Regions from separate parts of the Homo sapiens genome. Here region 2 is linked to region 1. A link is an interaction called in ENCODE POLR2A ChIA-PET data of the cell type or tissue named here. Cell type or tissue: A673. All regions are shown on one strand. Links, peaks and the distances in the headings refer to the core of each region. The heading gives the core; the rest is flanking DNA.

Region 1 (5,366 bases), core at 234-5,233:
AACTATGTTAGTAGTTCTGTGGACACACTTAATTGAAAATAAGAGGCCAGGTGCAGTGGCTCACGCCTGTAATCCCAGCACTTTGGGAGGCCAAGGCGGACGGGTCACCAGAGTTCAGGAGTTCGAGACCAGCCTGGCCAACATGGTGAAACCCCGTCTCTACAAAAAATACAAAAATTACCTGTGCGTAGTGGTGCATGTCTATAATCCCAGCTACTCAGGAGGTTCAGGCAGGAGAATCACTTGAACCCGGGAGGCAGAGGTTGGAGTGAGCCAAGATTGTGCGCCATTGTACTCCAGCCTGGGCAACAAGAGTGAAATTCCGTCTCAAAAAAAAAAAAAAGAAAAGAAAAGCTGTGTATACAACAAAAGGACGAAGAACACTGGTCAAGATGCACCATTAGCGTAGGGCGGGTAAGTTTAGACTAGAGAATGGGTCTAAGGAGCTTAACTTGACTATGAAGCATGATTTTGTCAACAGGGTGGAAAGCAACCGTGTATTTGGTTTTCCACTGGATCGCTGCTTCCGCCTCTGCAAACCACCAGGAAATAGGCTCTTCTAAGCCTCCTCAGATTTCAAAATGCACCGACCGTATCACATTATTGTTTCTTCAGAGCAAGAGTTGCTTCTTTGTCTCCCCTACTGTGCATTCCATAGGTGACTCAGAAAGACGCATTTTTAGTTTTTGTTGTTATTTGGAGTTTTATTATGGAAATTACCAAACATACCCAAAGGTAGCGAGAGCAGGATAATAAACCTCCGTGTGCCCATCATGAGTCCGATGATGATCGACTCAGGGGAGTTGGGTTTCATCTCTTCCCCCCTTCATTTCTATCCTAGGTATTATGTCGTTTCTCCCATACATCGGAAGGCATTTGAGCACAGAGATGCCTGTCCCCCCATTTTCGTCTCCTTGAAAACTTCACTTAAGGCTGCTGTGTTCATGAGGCTTTCTGTGGGTGGATGGAGGTCAACCTTGAAGAAGCAGCCGATTTCAGCTGGAGGTTGGTGCTGCCCTGGACATCAGGCCCCCAGAAGCAGGGGAGACCATGGGAACATGAAATGTTGGGGTGCTTTTGCAATTCCCGGAGCATGGAAGTGGGATTGGGCAGGAGGAGGGGCTACTGCACTGTGATGCTATTTAGCTGATGACCTTTAGAGTCACAAACCCCTGGACTGTCAGAGCTGGTGGCATCTTAGCTATCTCCAGTCTATCCCCTCACTGGACAGAGGAGGAAACTGAGGCCCAGAGAGTGGGGGCATCTTGCTCAAGGCCATGCATCAAATCAGTCAGAACCCAAGGACCTGGCTGTTTCCTGCCTGGTGTCCAACCAGCGTTTTAGAGCCCCCGCTGCAGTCAATCGCTATCAGGCACCCTGTGTCCTTCCCAGAGCATTGCTGAATACCTGGAAGGAGGCAGAGAACACCAGCCCAAGGAAGGAATACACTGGGATCTTGAGGAAGGCAGGAGCTTCCTTGGTGCAGTGTCCCCAGCTGCCTATCTGCCTGGGAGTGGCCTGGGCACCCAGGACCTCCTCTCCAACTCCAGGCATCCCATGGAGCACTTGGCAGCCCAGCTGAGGGATACTCCAGGAGGATCTTCCCTTGGCAGGTAGATCCATGTCAAACGGATCCCTCATCCAAAGCCAGCGCTGGCTTCACGTGCTGTTTTGTCTTCTCTTCCTCTCACACGAACATACGCTGTGTTGTTCTTTCCTGAACTTCTCCCTCCTCTCTCCCTCTTTTTTTTTTTTTTTTTTTGAGATGGAGTCTCACTCTGTCACCCAGGCTGGAGTGCAGTGACGCGATCTTGGCTCACCGCAACCTCCGCCTCCTGGGTTCAAGTGATTCTCCTGCCTCAGCCTCCCGAGTAGCTGGGATTACAGGCACCCACCACCAAGCCAGCCAATTTCTGTATTTTTAGTAGAGACGGGGTTTCACCACATTGGTCAGGCTGGTCTCGAACTCCTGACCTCAGGTGATCCACCCGCCTCAGCTTCCCAAAGTGCTGGGATTACAGGTGTTAGCCACTGCACACAGCCACTCTCTTCCTCCTTTTATCAGCCCATACTCATCTTCCCCCAGCTGCCCCGCCCCTGCTCCCCCCACCTCTCTTTCTCTCCCCACTTCCCTCCTTCTCCTCTCATAAATTCTCCCTCTGGGCTTTTTGCCAAGGGGCTGAATAAACAGGAAGGAAGGGGCAAATAAATCACCAAGACAGGCTCTGGGAAGGTTTCTGACTCTGGAGACCGTCACAGAAGAGCTGGCCGGCCTCCGCCTTGGGAGTTGCAGCGAGGCTGTGTAGAAGGGGTTATAGGAGCAGTGATATGGGGTCAGCAGCAGGCTGGTGCCCAGGCAGGCTTTCATCAACGCTGCGACCTTCAGAGTGAGGCTGAGGAGAAGCCCAGGTGGGGAGTCTAGAGCCCTGGCCACCAGTTGGGTTCTGCTGTGTGACTCTGGACAAATCTCACCCCCTCTCTGAGCCTCCATCTCCCCATTTGTAACAGGAGGGACCCGGATTAGATGGCTGGGAGTGGTCCTTGCGGCCCTGATGTTGTCGGAGTCTGAGGATTGATCTTTTATACAACTTGGAGGGCTCTGGAGGGAGGGTCTTGCTGAGCTGCTCTGATAGTGGGGATCATGCAGACCCCCGGCTTTCCCACTCTAGACGGCCTTGGCGAGAGCCCCCAGCTGCCCTTGAGTTGGGACATCCTGGGGGTGAATGAGGGTAGAAAAAGGCAGCTGCAGTTGGAGGCTTGCGGCTCAGAGCTAAGGCCTCCACCCCACAGCCTCCGCTGGCTCCCCAGGTGAGCTGGGACACCAAGATCAGAGGCTGGAAACAAGAAGTTTTGGCTTTTAGCTGGCAGCAGCAGCAGCTGCCAACATCATCTCTCCTTCAAATGACAGGCTGGGGACTTTGGGAAAACAGCCACAATAAGCGTGTTCGGAGGGAAAGGAGGGGGAGAGGAAGGAAAGAGAGCAGAGAAGATGGTGAGGTCTGGATCGTGGGGTGCAGCGTGTGTGCGCACATGTGCTTCTGTGATCCTCAGTATGTCAGTGTTTCTGTGACTGTGTGTACACTTACGCTGTGTCTCTGTGATTCAATCTCTGTGTGTCCCCAGGGAGACAGTGTGCGTCTCTGTTTTTGTTTGTTTGTTTTTTTTTTTTTTTTTGAGACGGAGTCTTGCTCTGTCACCCCGGCTGGAGTGCAGTGGTGCGATCTCGGCTCACTGCAACCTCCGCCTCCCGGGTTCAAGCAATTCTCCTGCCTCAGCCTCCTGAGTAGCTGGGATTACAGGTGCATGCTACCACGCCCTGGCTAGTTTTTGTATTTTTTAGTAGAGACGGGGTTTCGCCATGTTGGCCAGGCTAGTCTCGAACTCCTGACCTCAGGTGATCTGCCTTCCTTGGCCTCCCAAAGTATGGGGATTACAGGCGTGGGCCACGGCGCCTGGCCTAGTGTGAGTCTCTGTTTATGGTGATGGGTGGCAGCGCAATGCCTTGAAAATGTTTCCTCCAAGGTAGCAAAGAAAAGTCCCTGTGACCATCCAAAGCCTTGGTGAGCTCAGCGGCTGAGCACTGGTCTGGAAGTTAGGAGACGTGGGTTCCAGCTTTGGATCTGCTACAGGCTCACTTGGCAGCCTTGGGCGAGCCACTACCTTTCCTTGACTTGAGGAGCCTCAATGGCAAATAGCAACACAGCCAACTCTTTTTTTTTTTTTTTCCTAGAGAAAAAAAAGCTGTATGCTTTATTAAGCAGAGTGACAGTATAAAGCTTCCACAGCGTGGAAGGAGTCCCAAGCGGGTAGCCAGTGTTAGATTTTTTGATCACCTTTTAAACTCTTTAAGGCGGGAAATATGTGCGGCGGGAAGATGTTACCAGAGCGAGAAACAAAGACAATTAACATGTCTCAGATCTTGAAGAAAACCGGAATTGTAACTTAAGTTTTATCTGCGTATAACCTTGCAGCGGCATGGCAAAGGAGACAGGATCTCACAGAATTTTACAAATTGGCAACACAGTCAACTCTTTTAGAGCATTTGCTATGTGCCAGGCCCTGTCCTAAGCACATCACAGGTCAGGGTTATCCAACCCTGGAAGGTTATCTCCATTTTACAGATGTGGAAACTGAGGCCCGTGCCTAAGATGCCGTATCTAGTGAGTGGGGGGACTGAGATTCCAGTCCAGGCAGTTTGGCTTGGAGTTTGAGCTCTTCACCACACGCTGCCCAGCGATCCTGCCGGAGGGTCTTGACCACAGAGTGGGGGTGTGGGGGCTGTGATTCAGATTCTCCGAGGTGCTGATGCAGCTCTGTGGCGCCTACTGCCCCCGCCCCCCGACTGAGAACTGTGGCTGTGCTCAGCCACCGTGACTGGCTGGGGTATGGCTCGGATCCCTTGGGTGTTGGCCAGGCCCCAGTTGATCTCCAAGGGCTCTCGGTGTTCCAGGAAGCTATGGCTTGGTGTCTGAAACACAGTCTGGAGTAATAAATGTCGGGAGGAAGGATGTGACTAGGCTGCACAGGGAAGAGACCAAGACACTTTGAGCCAAATCTCTCTTTCTCTTGGGACCCCAAGAGCTGATTCACCTGGAACATCCTGGAGCCATGACACAAGCCATGCTCTGATGGCAGAGGCTGCCAGCTGCCACCCAGGACAGAGAGCTTATGGGAGGTGGTGGAGTTCCTGCTCCCCGCAAAGCCTGAGGGCTGGTAGAGATGTGAGGGTGTTTCAACGTTGCTTTCCAAGATAAGGAATGAGTTCTTTTTCTGTCCTTCTTCTTCTGTCCCTGGACAGCCTGACTGCGTCAAAGAAGGAGGTGGGGGAGCCAGGGGGCAGCTGGGGTAGGAAGAAGTCCAGCTTGGTGACATTAATGGGAGGACAGAATTGCCTGGCTCTTCTGTTTTTGGACACGGGCACAGTTATGAAACTTTGAGCAACCCCAGGCCTGGGGCTGGTTCCTGGTGGCCCTGGCCCACCCCTGCCTGCTGTGTGAGGCCTGTGAGGTGCATGAGGCCACTGTCCATAAATGGAATTGTCAGTTTATTACCCTCGGTACCCAGCCCAGTGCCTGGAAGTTCTTCCCGGATGTCGACTGCCGTGGGGAGAAGAGGGGCCCACTGGCCACAGTGAGGGTGCTGAGCTGGAGACGAGTTACACCCGATCTCATCCTGGGAGGAGACTGTGGTCTGGAGGGGGTGAGAGCAAAAATGCAGAGGCTTAAAACAGAGGTGAGGGCAGAGGGAGGCAGGAGAGACCGGGAAGGATTCAGGAAGCCTGTTTCCCACGTGGGAGGCGGAGGGATTTTCTTAAAACAGAAATCAGACCGTGCCACTTCCTGGTGGCGTTGCCCTAAAATAGATTC
Region 2 (5,366 bases), core at 312-5,311, 84 kb before region 1:
GTATGTTAAGAATTTCTCAGTTTTGGCCGGGCACGATGGCTCATGCCTGTAATCCCAGCACTTTGGGAGGCTGAGGCACGGGGATCACTTGAGGTAAGGAGTTTGAGACCAACCTGGCCAATGTGGTGAGACCCCATCTCTACTAAAATATAAAAATTAGCTGGGTGTGATGGTGCACACCTGTAATCCCAGCTACTCGGGAGGCTGAGGCAGGAGAATCTCCTAAGTCCGGGAGGCAGAGGTTGCAGTGAGCCGAGATTGCACCACTGTACTCCATCCTGGGCGACAGCGAGACTCCATCTCAAAAAAAAAAAAAAAAGAAAGAAAAGAAAAGAAAAAGAATTTCTCAGTTTTAATATCTAATTTTGTAAATAGTGATAGCTATACTCACACAAACAAAAGCTCTTTTGGATCCTTGGTTGCATTTGAGTATAAAGGAGTTTTGGAACCAAAACATTTGAGAACTGCACCCCTAATGCATCAGAAGGAGCAGGAGCCTTTAATATGAACAACACACATGTAAATGTCACAGTGTACCTGCTTGCTTGCTTGCTTGCTTGTACTTCCTGTGACCGCAGCCCTGGGCCACCAGACCTAAGGCCCTGTTTTCTCTGGGGAAGCCCTTCTCATAGCCCAGGGCGGGGCTAGGATTGAAACCCAGCTGGTCTGGCTCCAGAGACCTGCCCTGGACTCTGTCCTGCTTCTAAAGACCTAGGGAGCACCCACTCTGTGCCTGAGGAGGCAGGTGGCACATCTACCCAGGTTGCATGGTTGGCTCTGGCCTATCATGTTTTAAATCTTTTTTTTTTTTTTTTTTGAAATGGAGTCTCACTCTGTTGCCCAGGCTGGAGTACAGTGGCGCAATCTTGGCTCACTGCAACCTCTGCCTCCTGGGTTCAAGCAATTCTCTGCCTCAGCCTCCCGAGTAGCTGGGATTACTGGCACTCGCAACCATACCCGGCTAATTTTTTGTATTTTTAGTAGAGACGGGGTTTCACCATATTGGCCAGGCTGGTCTTGAACTCCTGACCTCGTGATCCACCTGCCTTGGCCTCCCAAAGTGCTGGGATTACAGGCGTGAGCCACTGCGCCCGGCCCTATCACATTTTAATAACCAGGGATGGGACTGAACTTGAATTTTGACCTCAGAGCTCCTGCTTTCTAGCTCCTGCCCCATCATCACCATGCTTAGCAAACGTGTGAGTTTGAGAGGAAGATTTACAGCTCAGACCTAATTGCTGGCAAAGTTTAAGGAGAGGACAGGGAGCAGGCAGAAGTCTGAAAACCACGCCTGGGCCCAAGAATGTTTTCACAATGTGGCCTGGCTGCACAGGGAAGAACAGACAGCTTGAAGAAGTAGTGAGCTGCCCGTCTTTGAAGGTATTCAAGCAGTGGCTAGAGGGACACCTGTCTGTGGTCTTGCAGAATCCTGGCGTTGGGCAGTGACTGTACCACAGACCCTGAGGCCGCTCTGCTTTGCTTTCCTATGACATCAGACACCCTGATGCACGCCCACCTGTTAATGACCTTGCCCCATTTTCTCTTTCAGATTCTGCCCCCGTGGAGACTCCCAGAGGGAAGCCCCCACTCAACACCCGCTCCCAGGCTCCGCTTCTCCGATGGGTCCTTACACTCAGCTTTCTGGTGGCGACAGTTGCTGTAGGGCTTTATGCCATGTGAATGCAGGCATGCTGGCTCCCAGGGCCATGAACTTTGTCCGGTGGAAGGCCTTCTTTCTAGAGAGGGAATTCTCTTGGCTGGCTTCCTTACCGTGGGCACTGAAGGCTTTCAGGGCCTCCAGCCCTCTCACTGTGTCCCTCTCTCTGGAAAGGAGGAAGGAGCCTATGGCATCTTCCCCAACGAAAAGCACATCCAGGCAATGGCCTAAACTTCAGAGGGGGCGAAGGGATCAGCCCTGCCCTTCAGCATCCTCAGTTCCTGCAGCAGAGCCTGGAAGACACCCTAATGTGGCAGCTGTCTCAAACCTCCAAAAGCCCTGAGTTTCAAGTATCCTTGTTGACACGGCCATGACCACTTTCCCCGTGGGCCATGGCAATTTTTACACAAACCTGAAAAGATGTTGTGTCTTGTGTTTTTGTCTTATTTTTGTTGGAGCCACTCTGTTCCTGGCTCAGCCTCAAATGCAGTATTTTTGTTGTGTTCTGTTGTTTTTATAGCAGGGTTGGGGTGGTTTTTGAGCCATGCGTGGGTGGGGAGGGAGGTGTTTAACGGCACTGTGGCCTTGGTCTAACTTTTGTGTGAAATAATAAACAACATTGTCTGATAGTAGCTTGAAGTAGTTTTCATGGGCTTTGTTATTCTTGGGGAACTGACCTTTTCCTCCCTGGTTTCTTGCGTGCTCGGTAGGAGAAGTGGTGATAGGGGGTTGGCAGGAGCTGGTCTGTTTGAGAATACAGAAGGTGAGCTTTTCTTTTCTTTTTTTTTTTTTTTGAGATGGAGTCTCACTCTGTCACCCAGGCTGGAGTGCAGTGGCGTGATCTTGGTTCACTGCAAGCTCCACCTCCCAGGTTCAATCAATTCTCCTGCCTCAGCCTCCTGAGTAGCTGGGATTACAGAAGTTCATCACCATGCCCAGCTAATTTTTGTATTTTTAGTAGAGATGGGGTTTCCCCATGTTGGCCAGGCTGGTCTCGAACTCCCGACCTCAGCTGGTCCACCTGCCTCAGCTTCCCAAGGTGCTGGGATTACAGGCGTGAGCCACCGTGCCTGGCCCAGGAGGTGAGCTTTAAGTAGCTGGTGGGCGAATATTTGTGTTGAACCCTGCTTGATGCAATTCTCGACTTTATGGAAGATGGGGTTGCCCTGTTTGGTGGAAATGAGCAGATTCTGGGGCAAAATTTGTATTTTCTGTCCAGTGACTATTAGGGACTGGAGTGAAATTCTTAGGTTCAAATTCCTGCTACACCACTTTGAGGTTAGTCACTTAACCTCTCTGAGGCTCCATTTTATCACTGGTGACATGAATATAGTGATACCTAACTCACCTATGTGTCCTGAGAAGCAAACAAGATGCAAGTGAAATGCCAACGCCATACACAGTTAGCACCTATTATGCAAAGAAGGAGACCAGTGTTTTGTGATTCTTGTACTGTCGAGTCACCTCATCTATGTCATCCCTGTGTTGAGGGGGTGTTTCCACTATCTGAGGGTCAGGATGGATTTCACTGAGGTCTGTCCAGCTCTAAAACCCAAGCCCTTTCTATGGCCCTAAGTCAAGAAAATACTAAATATGTAGCCTCCCAATCTGGGAAAGTGAAAAACCTTTTGCTGAAAGTGTCCTGGGCAGAGCATGGGACAAGATTTTTTTTTTTTTTTTTTTTTTTTTTTTGAGACAGGGTCTGGCTTTGTCCTCCACACTGGAGTGCAGTGGTGTGATCTTGGCTCACTGCAACCTCCACCTCTTGGGCTTAAGCCATCCTCTGGCCTCAGCCTCCTGAGTAGCTGCGGCTACAAGTGCACACCACCATGCCCAGTTAATTTTTGTATTTTTTTTTTAGAGATGGGGTTTCGCTATGTTGCCCAGGCTGGTCTCAAACTCTTGAACTAAAGTGATCCTCCCACCTTGGCTTCACAAAGTGCTGGGATTACAGGCGTGAGTCACTGTGCCTGGCCAAGGTGTATTTTTTTTTTTTTTTTTTTTTTTGAGATGGAGTCTCATTCTGTTGCCCAGGCTGGAGTGCAGTGGTGCGATTTCAGCTCGCTGCATCCTCTGCTGCCCAGGTTCAAGCAATTCTCCTGCCTCAGCCTCCCAAGTAGCTGGGATTATAAGCACATGACACCGCACTCGGCTAATTTTTTTAGTTTTAGTAGAGACAGGGTTTTACCATGTTGGCCAGGCTGGTCTTGAACTCCTGACCTCGTGATCCACCTGCCTCGGCCTCCCAAAGTGCTGGGATTACAGGTGTGAGCCACTGTGCCCAGCCAAGGTGTTTCTTTATAGGACCAGTACCTAAGGACTGGAAGTCAGGAGACCTTTGTCACTAGTCTGACTATGCCACTTCAAGGCTCATTTTGTTCACTGGTAAAATGAGAACAATACACATACCTCTCACAGCTGGTGGGAGGATCCAGTGGTGTCCAAACACCAGTCTGTGCATGGTGGCATCAGAATTACTTGGAGATACTTAACCACAGAATCCAGGGCTCCACCTGGGATGGGGCTCTAGAATTTTTTTTTTTTTTTTTTTTTTTTTGAGACGGAGTCTTGCTCTGTCACCCAGGCTGGAGTGCAGTGGCGCGATCTTGACTCACTGGAAGCTCCGCCTCCCGGGTTCACGCTATTCTCCTGCCTCAGCCTCCTGAGTAGCTGGGACTATAGGCACCCACCACCATGCCCGGCTAATTTTTTGTATTTTTAGTGGAGACGGAGGTCACAGGTTTCACCGTGTTAGCCAGGATGGTCTCGATCTCCTGACCTCGTGATCCGCCCGCCTTGGACTCCCAAAGTGCTGGGATTACAGGCGCGAGCCACCGCACCCAGCCTAGAATCAGTATTTTTGAAAAGTACCTTAGGAGAGTCCAACGCGCACCCAGGTCCAGGAGCACGTATGGTCACGTATGCAAAGCATAGGCATTCAAATAGCAGCTGGAGCTGGGCACGGTGGCTCACGACTATAATCCCAACACTTTTGGGAGGCTGAGACAGGCGGATTTCTTGAGGCCAGGAGTTTGAGACCAGCCCGGCCAACACAGTGAAAACCTGCCTCTACTAAAACCACAAAATTAGCTGGAAGTGGTGGCGCATGCCTGTAATCCCAGCTACTCCGGGGGCTGAGGCAGGAGAATCACTTGAATCCGGGAGGCTGAGGTTGCAGTGAGCCGAGATCGCACCAATGCACTCCAGCCTTAGCAACAGAGCAAGACTCTGTCTCAAAAAAACAAAACAAAAACCCAATAGCAGCTGGGACTCTCCTGCCCTGGGCCCAGTTTCCTCATTTGTGAAAGGGGAATAGATATTCATTGTACTGACAAAGAAAGGAAGGAAGAGGGGAGGGGAGAGAGAGAAACTATCTTGAATTTTACTAATAGGAGAATGGCTGAATAATTTTTTCCTATCAATTGTCGAACAAAGCCAGACACTAGTTAAAGTGGTAAGGACGACCGGGCACGGTGGCTCATGCCTGTAATCCCAGCACTTTGGGAGGCCGAGGAGGGCAGATCATGAGGTCAGGAGTTTGAGACTGGCCTGACCAACATGGTGAAACTCTGTCTCTACTAAAAATACAAAAATTAACCGGGCATGGTGGCGCGTGCCTGTAATCCCAGCTACCAGGAGGCTGAGGCAGGAGAACTGCTTGAACTTGGGAAACGGAGGTTGCAGTGAGCTGAAATTATGCCACTGCACT

Evidence for each region. ChIA-PET counts read pairs that join two places held together with the same protein. Peaks named below come from ENCODE experiments on the same cell type or tissue, not always from the same donor. Only the 100,000 strongest peaks of a DNase experiment are listed, where the experiment ranks them.
Region 2: POLR2A ChIA-PET joins it to region 1 with 16 read pairs; 3 of 35 experiments call an interaction of 5 or more read pairs at or near these places.

Annotation. Positions count from the first base shown.
Region 1 is chr22:35,475,933-35,481,298 of GRCh38, forward strand. No RefSeq gene overlaps it. Among named protein-coding and RNA genes, the nearest start is that of RASD2, 62 kb to the right of the region's middle. RefSeq lists a silencer at 2,993-3,170. In A673, for the core only: no CTCF peak of the experiment used is centred there; DNase peaks (open chromatin) are centred at 559, 2,179 and 2,969; H3K4me3 peaks cover 1,441 bases; H3K27ac peaks cover 4,792 bases.
Region 2 is chr22:35,391,919-35,397,284 of GRCh38, forward strand. It overlaps HMOX1 (heme oxygenase 1), which reads left to right. Exons shown (of 5, transcript NM_002133.3): 5 at 1,550-2,289. The coding sequence ends at 1,680. Among named protein-coding and RNA genes, the nearest start is that of MCM5, 5.5 kb to the right of the region's middle. In A673, for the core only: no CTCF peak of the experiment used is centred there; no DNase peak of the experiment used is centred there.